Linked DNA regions of Homo sapiens: region 1 is linked to region 2. A link is an interaction called in ENCODE POLR2A ChIA-PET data of the cell type or tissue named here. Cell type or tissue: PC-9. All regions are shown on one strand. Links, peaks and the distances in the headings refer to the core of each region. The heading gives the core; the rest is flanking DNA.

Region 1 (8,332 bases), core at 52-8,051, 76 kb before region 2:
CCAGGCTGGGGTGCAGTGGTGCGATCTCTGCTCACTGCAAGCTCCGCCTCCCGGGTTCACGCCATTCTCCTGCCTCAGCCTCCCGAGTAGCTGGGACTACAAGTAGCTGGGACTACAGGTGCCTGCCAACATGCCCGGCTAATTTTTTTGTATTTTTAGTAGAGATGGGGTTTCACTGTGTTAGCCAGGATGGTCTCGATCTCCTGATCTCATGATCTGCCTGCCTTAGCCTCCCAAAGTGCTGGGATTACAGGCGTGAGCCACTGCACCTGGCCGGATTTCTTTTATTTTCTTTTGAGATGAGGTCTCACTGCTCCCCAGGCTGGACTGAAGTGGTGCAGTCACAGCTCACTGCAGCCTCAACCTCCTAGACTCAAGAGATCCTCCTGCCTCTCAAAGTGCTGGGACTACAGGTGTGTGCCACTGCATCTAGCTTCTATGGCTTTTCTTATTTTGAATTTTTTTTTTTTTTTTTGAGACGGAGTCTCGCTTTGTTGCCCAGGCTGGAGTGCAGTGGCGCAATCTTGGCTGACTGCAAGCTCCGCCTCCTGGGTTCATGCCATTCTCCTGCCTCAGCCTTCCGAGTAGCTGGGACTACAGGTGCCCGCCACCACGCCTGGCTAATTTTTTGTATTTTTAGTAGAGATGGGGTTTCACCGTGTTAGCCAGGATGGTCTCGATCTCCTGACCTCATGATCCACCCACCTCGGCCTCCCAAAGTGCTAGGATTACAGGCTTGAGCCACCGCGCCTGGCCTTGAATATTTCATATAAATAAAATCATACAATATGTGAGCCTTTTGTGTCTGGCTTCTTTCACTTAGCATAACGTGTTTGAGGCTCATCAGTGTTGTAGCATGAATCAGTGCTTCATCCCTTTTTATGGCTGAGTAATATTCCATTGAATAGACATACTATAATGTTTAACCATTCCTCTGTACATGGACATGGGATATTTCTGGCAGACTAATGAGCCCAATTGGCCCTTGGAACTGATGGAATAATGGCAGATGTGATAACTGAAATGCCCTGACAACTTACAACATTTTCTTCTTTATGTCCAGAGCAGTTGTTACACATGAAATTAGACGAATGAAAATTAAGTTCACTGAAGTTCCTAGATCTAGCGTTTGTAAATTATCACCCCTTGGGGACTGTTATCCTCATAGGATTCATTTTGTATTTGACATTTGGAAGACTTTGTGCTCTTTTAACAACAGAAAATTACATAAGGTCATTGTCACTTTCGTCGACTCCCTAGTGTTTTTATTCCAAACCATGCAAAATGTTTGTTTTATTTGGAGCGTTCCCTAACTTCGGTTGTATAAACTGTATCAGTAGCTCTCAAGCTTGACTGGTGATAAAAATCACTGGAAAAACTTAACAGAAGTACAGATGGCCAAGTGTAATCCCCCAATCTGCAAAGATGCAGATTCTCCTAGGGTCCCAGCATCTATTCAGGCACCCCAGTTTATGGACTACACTTTGTGAAACAGTGGCGTACACAGATGTCTTGAATTATCTAATAAATTTATCAGATTGGGCCAGGCACGGTGGCTCACGCCTGTAATCCCAGCACTTTGGGAGACCGAGGCGGGGGGATCACTTGAGGTCAGGGGTTCAAAATCAGCCTGGCCAACATGGCCAACAACTCTCTCTCTACTAAAAACACAAAAAAATGGCTGGGCGTGGTGCACACACCTGTAGTCCCAGCTACTCGGGTGGCTGAGGCAGGAGAATGGCTTGACCCTGGGAGGCAGAGGTTGCAATGAGCCGAGATCGCACCACTGCACTCCAGCCTGGGCAACAGAGAGAGACTCTGTCTTAAATAAAATAAAATAAATTTATCAGATCACACGATAGAACTTTAATTAATTACTTAATTGATTAATTTTTGAGGCAGAGTCTAGCTCTGTCGCCCAGGCTGGAGTGCAATGATGTGATCTCGGCTCACTGCAACCTCCACCTCCCGGGTTCTAGCAATTCTCCTGCCTCAGCCTCCCGAGTAGCTGGGATTACAGGTGCCTCCCACCACGCCTGGCTACTTTTTTGTATTTTTAGTAGAGATGCGATTTCACCATGTTGGTCAGGCTAATCTTGAACTCCTGACCTCAGGTGATCCACCCACCTCAGCCTCCCAAAGTGCTGGGATTACAGGCGTGAGCCACCCCGCGCCTGGTCGGAACTTTATTTTTGACATAACAAATTGAAAGATATATTGAAAATAATTCAATAAAATTCCAAAGAACATCATAAAATATATGTATGTTAAAATGGAAGAAAGGTTTTAAAAATGTTGATGAAATAGATTTTCTAAATCCTGAGGAAATTTATATCTGCTCCCATATATTTTCTTTTAATTGTAAGCAAAAATACATAACATGAAATTTATTGTCTTAAACATTTTTATGCGTACAGTTCGGTGGAGTTAAGTATATTCACATTGTGGTGCAACCAATCTCCAGAATTTTGAATAAGTTGCAAAATGGAACTCTCTATCCATTAAACGATTCAGGCCAGGCGCGGTGGCTCACGCCTGCAATCCCAGCACTTTGGGAGGCCAAGGCGGGCAGATTACCTGAGATCAGGAGTTCCAGACCAGCCTGGCCAACATGGTGAAACCCCGTCTCTACCTAAAATACAAAAAAATTCACCGGGCATGGTGGTGCGTGCCTGTAATCCCAGCTACTCGGGAGGCTGAGGCAGGAGAACCACTTGAACCCAGGAGGCAGAGGTTGCAGTGAGCCAAGATCGGGCCACTGCACTCCAGCCTGGGTGACAGAGTGAGACTCGATCTCAAAATACAAAAACAAAAACAATTCACCATTCTTTCTCCTCTTGACTCCTGGTAACCACCATTCTACTTTCTGTTTCTATGAATTTGACTACTCTAGGGACCTCATACAAATGGAATCACACAGTATTTGTCTTTTCTGTGACTGGCATATGTGAACAAAAGTTTCCTGAAAAGGAATTTGGAGAAAAGAGATTTTATTCCAGTGAGCAGTTTGCCCAGTTTCCTTTTAAAGGTTGATTAATATTCTATTGTATGGGTTCCCAGAGGCTCTAACCTGTAATCCCAGCATTTTGGGAGGCTGAGGCAGGAGGATCGCTTGAGCCCAGGAGTTTGAGACTAGCCCTGGCAACATAGCAAGACCCCATCCCTATTTTAAAAAAAATTAAATAAAAAGCAGCAGCAGCCAAGACAACTTCCAAGTTTAACAGAGCTCATGCTTTTAACTGAGAAATTAGCAATGTGGACTAATGACTTATTACGTTTTCATAAAGTTCTCTTTTTTTTTTTTTTTTTTTTTGAGACAAAGTCTCACTCTGTCACCCAGGCTGGTCTTGAACTCCTGACCTCAAGTGATCCACCTGCCTTGCCCTCCCAAAGTGCTGGGATTACAGGCCTGAGCCACCGCCTGGTGTTTCCTTAACGGCCTGTAACTTCCTAAAGTTTTCTTCATGGCCTGTAACTTCCTAACCCCTAGTTTCATTCTAGGAGTCTCCTGTTGCTGGTGTAAATTAAACAGCAGGGAAAAGCAACTTCAGGTTTCAAGCTACCTTAAATCCTGAAAACAGAACTCTGTGTCTGCTACTTTCTTGAAATTGATCTGATGTTCTGCACAAAAGCTCCTGGCTGCCCTTCTGACTCAGACTGAAAATCAAAGTCCTAACAATGCCTCCTGGCCCCTGCTTCCTCCATGCCCTGTTCTCTGACCTCTCCTGCCTCCCTTCTGACTGCGGCCACACCAGCCTCTGGGCGTTTCTGGAAGCCCAGTCGAGAGCTGCGGGCTGAGAGCTTTGCCCTGCAGCACCTTCTTTGGGCTATTTTTCCCCAGAAGCCCATATGGCCCACTTCCTCCCTGCCTTTTTTTTTTTTTTTTTAAAGACGGGGTCTTGCTCTGTACCCAGGCTGGAGTGCAGTGGTGTGATCACACAGCTCACTGCAGCCTCAACCTTCCCAGGCTCAGGTAATCCTCCCATGCCAGCCTCCCAAGTAGCTGCCTCCCTGCCTTTACATCTTTGCTTCTTTAAAAAAAAACAAAAACAAAACAAAACGTTTTTTAACGTTTTAGCACAGTAGTATGATTTCCCAGTTTACACATATTTACAATAAAAAAGTTGGGATAAATATTTCAGCCATGTAAGGCATTGCTCCTGAATATCTAGAATATTCTTCCTTCATTCTGGATAATAGAAGCGTATGAATTACATAATCCTCTTTGCATAAATATTATTCACAATGGCACAATGATTTAGAACACAATTCTATCTTTAAAGAGCAGGTTTTGGCTGGGCGCGGTGGCTCATGCCTGTAATCCCAGCACTTTGGGAGGCCGAGGTGGGCGGATCAAGAGGTCAGGAGATCGAGACCATCCTGGCTAACGCGGTGAAACCCCGTCTCTACTAAAAACACAAAAAATTAGCCGGGCGTGGTGGCGGGCGCCTGTAGTCTCAGCTACTGGGGAGGCTGAGGCAGGAGAATGGTGTGAGCCCGGGAGGCGGAGCTTGCAGTGAGCGGAAATCGCGCCACTGCACTCCAGCCTGGGCGACAGAGTGAGACTCCGACTCAAAAAAAAAAAAAAAGTGCAGGTTTTAAAATCCTCTTTTTAATTGAGTGTGAATAAAAGTATGAAAAGGATTCTGACTGCCTGGGCTAAAATGGTAATCTTGCTCAGATTATCATTAAAAATTTTTTTTTTAATATGATAAGAGCTGTGGAAAAAGATCTCAGCCCTTATTGTCTTTAAAAAAATTTTATCATATACATCATGTAAAATTTCCCATTGTAACCATTTTTTAAGCAACCAGTTCAGTGTCATTAAATACATGCACATGGTGCAACCATCATCACCATCGAGAACATTTTTTCACCTTGCAAAACAGTAACTCTGACCCCATTAAACCCTCATTCCCCATTCCCCCTCCCCCAGAGCCTGGCATCTACCATTCTACTTTCCCTGTCTATGAATTTGACTACTCTAGTGACCTCATATAAGTGGAATCATATAAAGCATGTATGAGGTGACTCACATAAGTGGCATCTAGTATTTGTCCTTTGTCTTCCAGGCTTGTCCGTGTTGCAGCAGGTGTCAGAATTTCTACCCTGTTAAGGTTGAATAATATTCCATTGTATGGATGGACCACATTTTGTTAATCCATTCATCCGTTATGGACACTTGGGCTGGTTCCACCTTTTGGCTCTTGTGAATATGCCTGTGTATTAGTTCATTCTTATACTGCTAATAAAGACATACCTGAGACTGGGTAATTTATAAAGAATTAATAAAGGTTTAATGGACTCACAGTTTCACATGGCTGGGGAGCTCTCACAATCATGGTGGAAGGCGAAGCAGGAGCAAAGGCACATCTTACATGGCAGCAGGCCAAGAGGGTATGTGCAGGGGAACTCCCCTTTATAAAACCATCAGGTCTCATTTGAGGTCAGGAGTTCAAGACCAGCCTCACCAACATGGCAAAACCCTGTCTCTACTAAAAATACAAAAATTAGCTGGGTGGCCAGGAGTGGTGCCTCACACCTGTAATCCCAGCACTTTGGGAGGCCGAGGTGGGCGGATCACAAGGTCAGGAGATTGAGACCATTCTGGCTGACATGGTGAAACCCCATCTCTACCTAAAAAAATACAAAAAATTAGCCGGGCGTGGTGGCAGGCACCTGTAGTCCCAGCTACTCGGGAGGCTGAGGCAGGAGAATGGCGTGAACCTGGGAGGCGGAGCTAGCAGTGAGCTGAGATTGTGCCACTGCACTCCAGCCTGGGCGACAGAGTGAGATGCCGTCTCCAAAAAACACACAAACAAAAAAAATTAGCTGGGCATAGCGGCACGTGCCTGTAATCCCAGCTACTCAGGAGGTTGAGGCAGGAGAATCGCTTGAACCCAGAAGATGGAGGTTACAGTGAGCAGAAATCATGCTACTGCACTCCAGCCTGGGTGACAGCAAGACTCTGTCTCAAAAAAAGCAAAAAGCAAAAAACAAAAAACACCAACATTTAGGGACATGGAAGTCATTGTAATGAAATACTTTAGCTCACTTTATCCCAGCACACCCCCAAGATCCTCCCTGGAAAAAAAGGGTAAAGAATGTGATAATACTCAAGAGTGTTTGATGTATTTGGAAACAGAAAAGTAGGATGTTTACTTGGGAAACGTAAATATTTGGAGTCTACCCATCTAGGAAAAATCATACATGAACCCTTTCAGGCACTGAGAATTCCAGATATAAAGATTAAAAATGATATATTTAATTGCAACATTTGCTACTTAAACATTTGGCAGCCAGGTTTGTTAGCTCACGCCTGTAATCCCAGAACTTTGGGAGGATGAGATAGGAGGATTGCTTGAGGCCAGAAGTTCAAGACCAGGCTGGACAGCATAGCGAGACCTCGTCTCTACTTAAAAAAAAAAAATAGGCCAGGCATAGTGGCTCACACCTGTAATCCCAGCACTTTGGGAGACCAAGGTGGGTGGTTCATCTGAGGTTTGGAGTTCGAGACTAGCCTGATCAAGATGGAGAAACCCCATCTCTACTAAAAATACAAAATTAGCTGGGTGTGGTGGTGCATGCCTATAATCTCGGCTACTTGAGAGGCTGAGGCAGAAGAATCTCTTGAACCCGGGAGGCAGAGGTTGTGGTGAACCGAGATCTCGCCATTGCACTCCAGCCTGGGCAACAAGAGTAAAACTCCATCTCAAAAAAAAAAAAAGGCCGGGCACAGTGGCTCACGCCTGTAATCCCAGCACTTTGGGAGGCTGAGGTGGGCAGATCACCTGACGTCAGGAGTTCGAGACCAGCCTGGCCAACATAGCAAAACCCTGGCTCTACTAAAAATACAAAAATTAGCTGGGCGTGGTGGAAGGCACCTGTAATCCCAGCTACTTGGAAGGCTGAGGCAGGAGAATCGCTTGAGCCCAGGAGCCGGAGGTTGCAGTGAGCAGAGATCGAGCCACTGCACTCCAGCCTGGGCAACAAAGCAAGACTCCGTTTCAAAAAAAAAAAAAAGAATAGCCAAGCAAGGTGGCATGTGCCTGTAGTCCCAGCTACTCAAGAGGCTGAGATGAGAGGATCATTTGAGTCCAGGAGGTCGAGGCTGCAGTGAGCCGTGATAGTGCCACTGCACTCCAGCCTGAGTGACAGAGTGAGACCCTGTCTCTAAAAAAATAAATAAATAAAAATGTGGCAGGGCACTGTGGCTCACGCCTGTGATCCCAGCACTTTGGGAGGCCAAGGTGGGTGGATCACCTAAAGTCAGGAGTTCAAGACCAGCCTGGGCAACATAGTGAAAGCCCATCTCTACTAAAAATACAAAAATTATCTGGGTGTGGTGGCGGGCGCCTGTAATCCTAGCTACTTGGGAGGCAGAGGCAGGAGAATCACTTTAGCCTGGGAGGTGGAGGTTGCAGTGAGTGGAGATCACACCATTGCACTCCAGCCTGGGCGACAGAGCGAGACTCCGTCTCAAAAAAAAGAAAAAAAAGTAAATAAAAAAATTTAAAAAAAATGTAATGCTTGCTTTTTGGCAAATACATTTTAAAGGTTGTTGCTCTTCAGAGGTTGTTTTTAACTGACCATTTGGAATATGAAACTCCAAGAGGAGCCCCTATAAATCTCATCTGTTTCAGAAATTCAAATGGGAGAACTTTGTTCTTTGTTATTTACATGATATGTGGCTAAGATCACTTTGGAAAATGTAGTAAAACTTCATAATAAACTGAACAAATAAAGAAAGCCTTTTCTAACTGGGAAACTGGAAATAACTTCTTTTTTTTTTTTTTTGATATGGAGTCTGGCTCTATTGCCCAGGCTGGAGTGCAGTGGCATGATCTTGGCTCACTGCAACCTCTACCTTCCAGGTTCAAGTGATTCTCCTGCCTCAGCCTCCCGAGTAACTGGGATTATAGGCGCCCACCACCATGCCTGGCTAATTTTTGTATTTTTGTATTTTTTGTGTTTTTTTTTTTTGAGATAGAGTCTCGCTCTGTCACCCAGGCTGGAGTGCAGTGGTGCGATCTCCGCTCACTGTAAGCTCCGCCTCCCTGGTTCAAGCCATTCTCCTGCCTCAGCCTCCCGAGTAGCTGGGACTACAGGCACCCGCCACCATGCCTGGCTATTTTTTTTGTATTTTTAGTAGCGATGGGGTTTCACCGTGTTAGCCAGTATGGTCTTGGTCTCCCAATCTCATGCCACCCTCCTCAGCCTCCCAAAGTGCTGGGATTACAGGCGTGAGCCACCATGCCGGCCTAATTTTAGTATTTTTAGTAGAGAGGGGTTTCTCCATGTTGGCCAGGGTGGTTTCGAACTCCTGACCTCA
Region 2 (8,332 bases), core at 125-8,124:
AAGAAATGTGAATATAAACATTTCAAAATAATTTCTTTACAGCAATAGATTGGAGCTACTGCCCTGTACTGATTCAACTTACTCGTCGTTTTGTTTTGTTTTGTTTTTATAGCGGGAGACTTTTCTTCTTTTGGTAGTATAGAGTTGTGGGAAGAGAATAGAAAACTCCACATTTGAGTGGGGTTTCTGTCTCTAATGGCTTTATAATTTGCTTGATTTCCAAGACTAGAAAAAATTGTAAATGAGCAGCAAGATACTACCAGCTGTTGTATTGCTTTACTCACATGTGACATGTTGTATTTTTTATTTCAGTGTAGTATCTAACGACTCCCGTGTATAAGAAAGAACCCGTGGTAGGTTTCTGAGAAGTACGGAGTTAGGCAGGACCTAGGGGCCGCTCTTAGGGAGCTTCGTGAGGATGCTGTGGAAATAACTGGCTGAGATGTGGTGCATGATCTAGCAAGCACTAAGCAGTTTTTTTTTTTTTTTTTTTGAGATAGAGTCTCCCTCTGTCTCCCAGGTTGGAGTGCAGTGGTGCAATCTTGGCTGACTGCACCCTCAGCCAGGTTCAAGCGATTCTCTTGCCTCAGCCTCCTGAGTAGCTAGGATTACAGGCATGTGCCACCACACCCAGATAATTTTTGTATTTTTAGTAGAGACATCGGTTTCACCACTTTGGCCAGGCTGTTCTTGAACTCGTGACCTCAAATGATGTGCTCGCCTTGGCATCCCAGAGTGCTGAGATTACAGGCGTGAGCCACTACGCCTGGCCCACTAAGCAGTTCTTACTGCGTGGATCAGGGCAGGTGCTGGGAAAGGTGGTCATCGAGCCTTAAAGGATAAGTGACAGGCATTCTGTGAGGAGGAAATATACATGCGCATGGCAAAGGAGCATGATGCTCTTGGGGAGTGAGTGGTGGGTGTGAGTAAGGTTTTGGTGGGATATGAAATTGGGAACATCATTTAGGACCAGATGCAAGGCACTGAAGTGAGGGATCAGAGGCTCTCATTTTCTTGCTGAGTAGCTGGGGAAGAACCATTGATAACTGAATGACCTTCTTTACCAACTTGGGCCACGTCTCATATTCTTATTATTATTTTCAACAAATTACTCAAGCTCTCTTATTACCAATTAGCAGGAAGTCCAGTGTCTCCTTCAGGGTGACTTTTCTTGACCAAGAATTGTCCTGTAGAACTCCAAGGGTTGATCTTGTTCAAAGGGGTTAGCCCTGCCACGCGGTGGGAGAGCTGGAGGGCCCTAGAGCTACAGCTCTCCCAGTTTGCACTCGTGCACCCAGTTCTTACTCACTAAGTACAGCTGCTCAACAGGTCACCGGGTCCCCAGGGGCTTCCAGTCACAGGTGTGGGATGTCCCGAGACCAGCCCTCTTCATGAGCATCCAGGCCTTGGTGTTGAGCCTGAGTCACCCTCCCATGGTGACTTCCTCTATGGGGCTTTTGATGTTCTTGCCTGCAGCAAACCTCAGTTGGGGACATCAGTAAATCGTGTTCCTTTTGAACTTCTATTGGGAAGGAATGAGGGCCTCTCCTTTTCCTCCAATAGGCTCTGTGGCTCAGATGCAGAATTAGCCAGTGAGTTTTCAATTCTTGGGAAGGCAGTCCTTGGTCAGAACCCAGAAGATACTTCTCTTCTTTTTCCAGGGCAGTGGGTGCCTCCTTCACTGATCTTTGGATAACTAAGAGAGGGCCACTCCAGAACTCTCCCTTGTTAACAGGGATCTCCAGTGGCCTCTAACACATGGGAAGGTCCCCCTCACAAGACTCCTGCTGCACTTGATAAAGGTTACTGGATAGTTGATCAGTTCTGCGATTTAGAAAGATAATGATATGATGTTGTAATGGATTGAATATTAATGTACTCCAAAACTCCTGTTAAAATCCTCGCCCTGAGGTGATGGTACTAGGAGGTGGGCCTGATGGTACTAGGAGGTGGTTCTTTGTAGGTGATTAGCTCATGAATGAGATCCTTGTACAAGAGGCCTCAGACAGCTGCCTTGCCCCTTCCACCAAGTGAGGACACAGAGAAAAGGCAGCTGTGCAAGAACCAGAGAGCAGCCCTCACCACACACTGAATCCGCCGGCACCTGGATCTTGGACTCCCCACCCTCCAGAACTTGTAAGAAATTGATTCCTGTTTACAAGCCACCCAGTCTTTCGCATTTTGTTATAGCAGCCCAAACTGACCAAGACAGTTAGAAAGATGGGACTGGTGGTAAGGCCCTGAAACAGGGTAGACGCTGGGACTGAGATGAAGAGACACATTTACTGAATTTTTTTTTTTTTTTTTTTTGAGATGGAGTCTCGCTCTGTCACCCAGGCTGGAGTGCAGTGGCGCGATCTCGGCTCACTGCAACCTCTGCCTCCTGGGTTCAAGCGATTCTCCTGCCTCAGCCTCTCGAGTAGCTGGGACTACAGGTGCCCACCACCACGCCCAGCTAATTTTTTGTAGTTTTAATAGAAATGGGGTTTCATTGTGTTAGCCAGGATGGTCTCGATCTCCTCACCTCGTGATCTGCCCTCCTCGGCCTCCCAAAGTCATTTACTGTTTTAAACAAAACAAAAACTAGTTACAAAGGTAGAATTGGCAGGATTTGGTGACCTCTTAGATATGGGTCAAAGCTAAAGCTTGTCTAACTTGATAGTAAAGACTTGAAGGCGTGGAGTAGGAGAAACAGTGTGTAGAGGATAAGGTAATTAATTCCTTTTTGGACACACTGATATATCTGCAGTCCTATTGGAGATGTCTAGCTGGCATTGAGTATACTGGTGTGCTGAAAACCTAGGTGATCACTAAAGTTGAGAAAGCAACTTCAGAGAACATTTAGAATGAGGAAGGTAGACAACTGGAATGCAGCCTGGGGAGCTGTAGTATTTAAGGAGCTTGGGAAGAAAGAGGAATCCTGTGATACCAGGAGGCTGAGAGAGAATGGACTGTAGAAGTAAGAGAGTAGAAGTGGTAGAGTGGTTTCAACTGAGCCAAGGGGCAGAGGGCTGCAGGGAGGTAGGAGGTGGGGGTCAGGAGTACCAAATACCATGGCTAAGAGGCTGGCACCCGAAGTGGATGTAAACTCAGGGCTCCTAGTTGCAAATCACAAAAAATGACTCTGGCTAATTTAAGTGTATAAGGAAATCATTGGAAGGGTGTGGGGGAAGTTACAGAACCTACAGGAAGTACAGAGAGCCACGCCCAGAAAACTGACCGTAGACGAGGGAAGCGGGACAGTCAGAACCACAGCCGCAGCCGAGACCACACAGTCTGGCTGAGGTTGCCCAGTGGCTGCTGCTGCAGCCACCACTGCTACAGTCCTGGCTGTTGCTGGCACTGGCAAAATGATTTCCAAATTGTCTGTTTCTTGTCACACTCTTTTTGGTCTGAGCCCTGGGCAGAAGTTTGGGCTTCTGCGATTGGCCAGGTTCACAACAGGAGGCTGCAGGGAGAACCAGGACCTGGCTCTTTTGCTTCTGTGATGGCAAGTGGTCCATCATTACAGGCCATGTGGTCCACCTGTCACGATAGCCTTAGAAGGAGCAGGGGAATAGCAGTTGGGAGAAGAATAAATGGAGAATAGGAAGTGGGAGTGCCGGGTAGAGCATCTCCAAGGCCAGCAGTCAGACTCAGAGCTTGCTTAATCTAAGAGTGTGTCCCGGGGTGCTTCTTGTAGTTGCAACTCTTAAGGCCTCCTTGAATCTGGCTGTGGTACTCCCAAGATTGGAGAACCAATTAGCCTGCTGGTTTGTTTCAATAACCAGAATTGTGCATATGTCTGGAATGAGTTTAAGGGTGGTTATGCTTATCAAGGATTGGGGATTGGCAATGGGTCTAGTGGAAGGGTAAAAGGTAAGACAGCCATTCAAAAAAAGGTGCATCTTGGTGCTGAACTGGGAGGGAAGCAAAGTCTTGAGGGTGCAGAGAGATCAGGAAAAGAGGCAAGTTTAAAACTCAGATGCAAACGGGGGCAAGAAAGCAGAACAGGTAAATTGTTGCAGGTTATGGCCAGAGAATAATTTCTCTGGAGATCAGGCTCGTTGGAGAGCCTGTTCCGACAGTGAAGATTCAGGTGGTGTTAGCAGGGTGCCTTGTGGCCCGGGTCCCGATGCCTTTAAACCATTATTTGAGCTCCTGCCCTTTGGTTTGATCATGTGCTCACATGACAATTTTCCAATTATAAATGGGATCCCCACTTGGGGGATAATAATCATGTTAATATCTAGGATTCTCTTACCTGTGATAAGTTTTTATTTGTTTCTATGAATTGATCAATCAGCATTGAGAGAATGCAGTAAACTATATGGCCAAAGACTCATATTTGTTTGGTAGCTGTTATTTCTTATTGTTAATTTATACATGGGCACACTGGTTTGATACATACATTTCTCCAGTGTGCTGAATGTGTGTGTGTACCTGAGAGGTGGATCTGTTCCTGGCACGTAAAGCAGTCCTGGAGATGAGCACTGCTGGGTGAGGCTGCCTGGGAGACACCCCGGCCTCACCACCCTGCAAAGACTGAGACGCTGTCTTGACATCATCTGAGCTGTGAGCAGGCTCTGCCCTCCTGCAGGGCTCTTTGGAGTCTTCGTGCTCACTCTGTTTCCTTTGCCCAGGAGGCTCTTCTCCCAGTCCCCACTCTTGGTCTGGCCAACTCCTCTTCCTCCTCCAAGTCCCTTTTCTCTTTTCTCTCGTAGAGTTTATCAGTGTTTTGAAATAATACATTTGAGTGTTAAGTGCTGCGTTCCCTACTAACTAAACAGAAAGCGTGAGGAGGGCAGAAGCCCTCTGCCCGTCCCCACTCATGCATCATCCGACTGCAGACAGTTGTCTGGAGAGAGCAGGCAGGCAGTAGTGTTTGATGAAGTCTAAGGCGTGGGTTAGTACAGGTGAGAGGGGAAAGGCCTGGGTAACTCAGGGAGCCGAGTGGCTGGGGTGACTGTGGGGAAAGTGAAGGCACAGTAGGAAGTCTGTGAGAACAGCTCTGTGTGGAGCCACAAAATCACTGATTTCAAGATGAAAGTGGCCTTATTGACTTTTTTCCTGAGATTGTGTAAGTACAGGCTCTTAAAAAAATTATAGAAAATTACAAAGAAGAAAATAAACATTACCTATAATCCTACCGTTATCAACCTTTTGGTTTGTATAACTTTTTTCAAAATACGGGATTTTATGTACTTAGAGTGTTGTACCCATTTTTTTTCATTTACTATGTTGTAGACTTGTTTTCATGTAGTAAAGGTTTACCTTGTCATTACATGGCTGCATTGGATCCTTCTCATGTAGTAAAGGTTTACATTGTCATTATGTGGCTGCATTGGATCCGTGGCATGAAACTTGCTGTGTCTAGTATTGTGGACGCTTAGGTCTCTTACATTTTTTTCACCGTGTAAACCCCACTGTGATGATTATTCTTCCTGTTGTAATTTCAGTCCCCTAAGACACAGAATTTTAAGTCTGGTGGCTAATAGAGTAAGCAGAATGATAATTAGGATTCCAGGTTTTTATTTTTGACTAGTTTTGTTTCTTTGGGATTTGCATTAGTTATTCTATACAGCTTAAGTTCCCTTTTCCCTGCGGTAGAACGGGAATAGGTATCTTAACTGTAGGTGCCTGAGACTCTGCTTTATGGAGATATACTCCTTGTAAGTTTCCAGCTGAGGCACCAATGTTAATAGTGGTTAATATAATCAGAACAATAATAGCAACAATAATAACGGCCACATGCATCACTTTCCATTCGGACTGAGTTTGTTTGGTGGTCTCACAACCATCCTTGAGTTGAGATGGGTTTTTTTATTTTATGTTTATTTTTATTTATTTTTGACATGTAGTCTCACTCTGTCGCCCAGGCTGGAGTGCAGTGGCATAATCTCTGGCTTATTGCAACCTCCACCTCCCAGGATCAAGCGATTCTCCTACCTCAGCCTCCTGAGTAGCTGGGATTACAGGTGTGCACCACCACACCCGGCTGACTTTGTATTTTTAGTGGAGACAGGTTTTCACCATGTTGGCTAGGCTGGTCTCGAACTCCAGACCTCAAGCTATCACTCACCTTACCTTTCCAAAGTGTTGGGATTACGGGCATGAGCCACCCAGCCCAGCCTGAGATAGATAATTCCATTTTTTTTTTTTTTTCTTTTGAGACAGGGTCTCTTTCTGTTGCCCAGGCTGGAGTGCAGTGGTGTGATCTCAGCTCATGGCAAACTCCGCCTCCCGGGTTCAAGTGTCTCTCTTGCCTCAGCTTCCTCTGTAGCTGGGATGACAGGCACCTCCCACCATGCCCGGCTAATTTTTTTTTTTTTTTTTTTCAGTAGAGACGGGGTTTCACTATGTTGGCCAGGCTGGTCTTGAGCTCCTGACCTCAGGTGATCCACCCACCTTGGCCTCCCAAAGTGCTGGGATTACAGGCGTGAACCACTGCGCCCAGCCCTGAGATATGTTCTATGAGCCCTACTCGACCGCTGGGAAAACTGAGGCTTAAGCAGATTAGATAACTTGCACAGGCTTGTAAGGGTGCAGTTGGGCGGTGGACCACTGTTGCTTGTTCCTGGAGTCTGCCGCAGCAAGCACGCTTTCTTCATTCTGTGTGTCTCATAGGAAAATGAGCACACCTGATATCAGTGAAGTATAATTTCTTTATAAGTTTAAAGAGACTGTTTTTAAACTAGAAACAAATGTTTTGTCATTATTTAGACATATGTAAAATTAGGTGTTAATTGTTTTTCTTTGGCTATAGAGGAGTAGCAGATGAAGAGAAGCAAGTAAGGAGAGGCTGGCATTCTGGCCAACTTTGATAACGACATAGTTCCTCTTTAGGTCCTCTACACTTTATTTGGCTAATTCAGGTTTTACTTCTGTTCCACTGTTTTATTCTGTTGCTAGACAGCTGTTAAACATCTGTTCCCTCTGCTCAGAGGGGGTGTGGTTATCTTCATATGTCTACACAGTGGCTTTCTGTATCCTGTTCGTATGTGCCCTAGGAGCCTTCAGAATAAAGGGGCTCGGACAGCGATTGCACAGTGTCTTATGTTTTCCTTGTCACTGCATCCTCAATAACTCACTAATTACCAATAAAAATGTCTAACAAAATTAGATATTTTTCCCACCAGAGGAATAAAGGAAAAGAAGATAAGATTAAGTGGAAGGAAGAAATCTATTTAAAAAGGGGCGGATTTTTACATTCTTAAAAACACAGCCGTGTTCTTGAGTGTGAGGGAATCCTTTTGTGGATCTGGTCTGTGGGAGGGGTTGATAGAAAGTGTGGGAGGACCCTGCTCAGAGCGGGAGGCAGCCCGGATTTCCAGAAGCGAAATGTTAAAGTTGAGCATGGTTTGGATGCAGATAAGAAGTTCTTTTGCTTCCTCTACTTGTGTTAAAACTGTTCATTTTTTATTTTTAAGGTCATCTGGGGGGAGTTTCTTTGCTTCCAGCCTGGATCTCTCAGTGTGGCCTGACCCCTGAATCCTACCCTCCCACACAACTTGAGAACTTGATTCTTTTCTCACAAAGACTTCTTTCCAACCCCTCCCCTCCCCCTAGAAGACTCCATATTTGGAGCTGAGTATTTTGAACAGGGCCCTGGCCAGAGGGCATGTTACATATGTTGTTCTGTCCCATGTACATGGAAAAGCATAAGCTTTAAAGCAAATGTATATAAAAAATGGAAAAGGTCCCTCTAAGCCAGGGACACATGATTTTCTGTTATGAATGTGCTGTACTTATATGATCATTCTCTTTAACTTGCCTCTTTGAAACTGGAAAAAAGGTGAGCAGAAATGGCTGGAGGTAATGAAAGGGAATAGAGAATCAAGGAAATAATTTCTTTGACCATTCTTTTGTGAGCCTTGGGTTAGCAGAGTTAAATACTTAAATAAGAACATAAAATAAGGGAAAGCTTCACATTTCCACATTCATTATTAAATACTTTTTAAATAGGAGAATGAGTCAGAGTGAACCCTAGCAATTATCTCGTTGTTGTTGAAATCTAGCCCACCTACCACATTTTCATAATTAAACACAGGCCTGAGGCAAACATCAGGTTCTCATTCTCCAGAAAGTGAGCACTTGTATACCCTGGTTCAGCCGAGGTCCAGTAAGGTTACTTGTTCACATTCACTGTGGAATTCTCTGCTTGGGAAACCATCATGTTCAGGAACATTCTCAATAAAGTTTATGAGATATCGTATTGGCCTGGAACATGCACAGAGAATTTGACAACCCGTTTGGGTGGAGGAATACAAACTTCGTAATTATTGAAAACATAGTTGTTGTAAATGCTTCCCTTTGGTTTGCTTACTTGGGCCCCAACCAGAGGTTTTCCAGC

What was found. Peaks named below come from ENCODE experiments on the same cell type or tissue, not always from the same donor. Only the 100,000 strongest peaks of a DNase experiment are listed, where the experiment ranks them.
Region 1: POLR2A ChIA-PET joins it to region 2 with 13 read pairs; 6 of 35 experiments call an interaction of 5 or more read pairs at or near these places.

What each region holds. Positions count from the first base shown.
Region 1 is chr7:6,303,344-6,311,675 of GRCh38, reverse strand. No RefSeq gene overlaps it. Among named protein-coding and RNA genes, the nearest start is that of CYTH3, 35 kb to the right of the region's middle. In PC-9, for the core only: no CTCF peak of the experiment used is centred there; DNase peaks (open chromatin) are centred at 3,675 and 5,045; H3K27ac peaks cover 3,882 bases.
Region 2 is chr7:6,227,634-6,235,965 of GRCh38, reverse strand. The region is part of intron 1 of CYTH3 (cytohesin 3); the gene reads left to right. Among named protein-coding and RNA genes, the nearest start is that of CYTH3, 41 kb to the left of the region's middle. RefSeq lists a silencer at 7,374-7,668. In PC-9, for the core only: no CTCF peak of the experiment used is centred there; no DNase peak of the experiment used is centred there.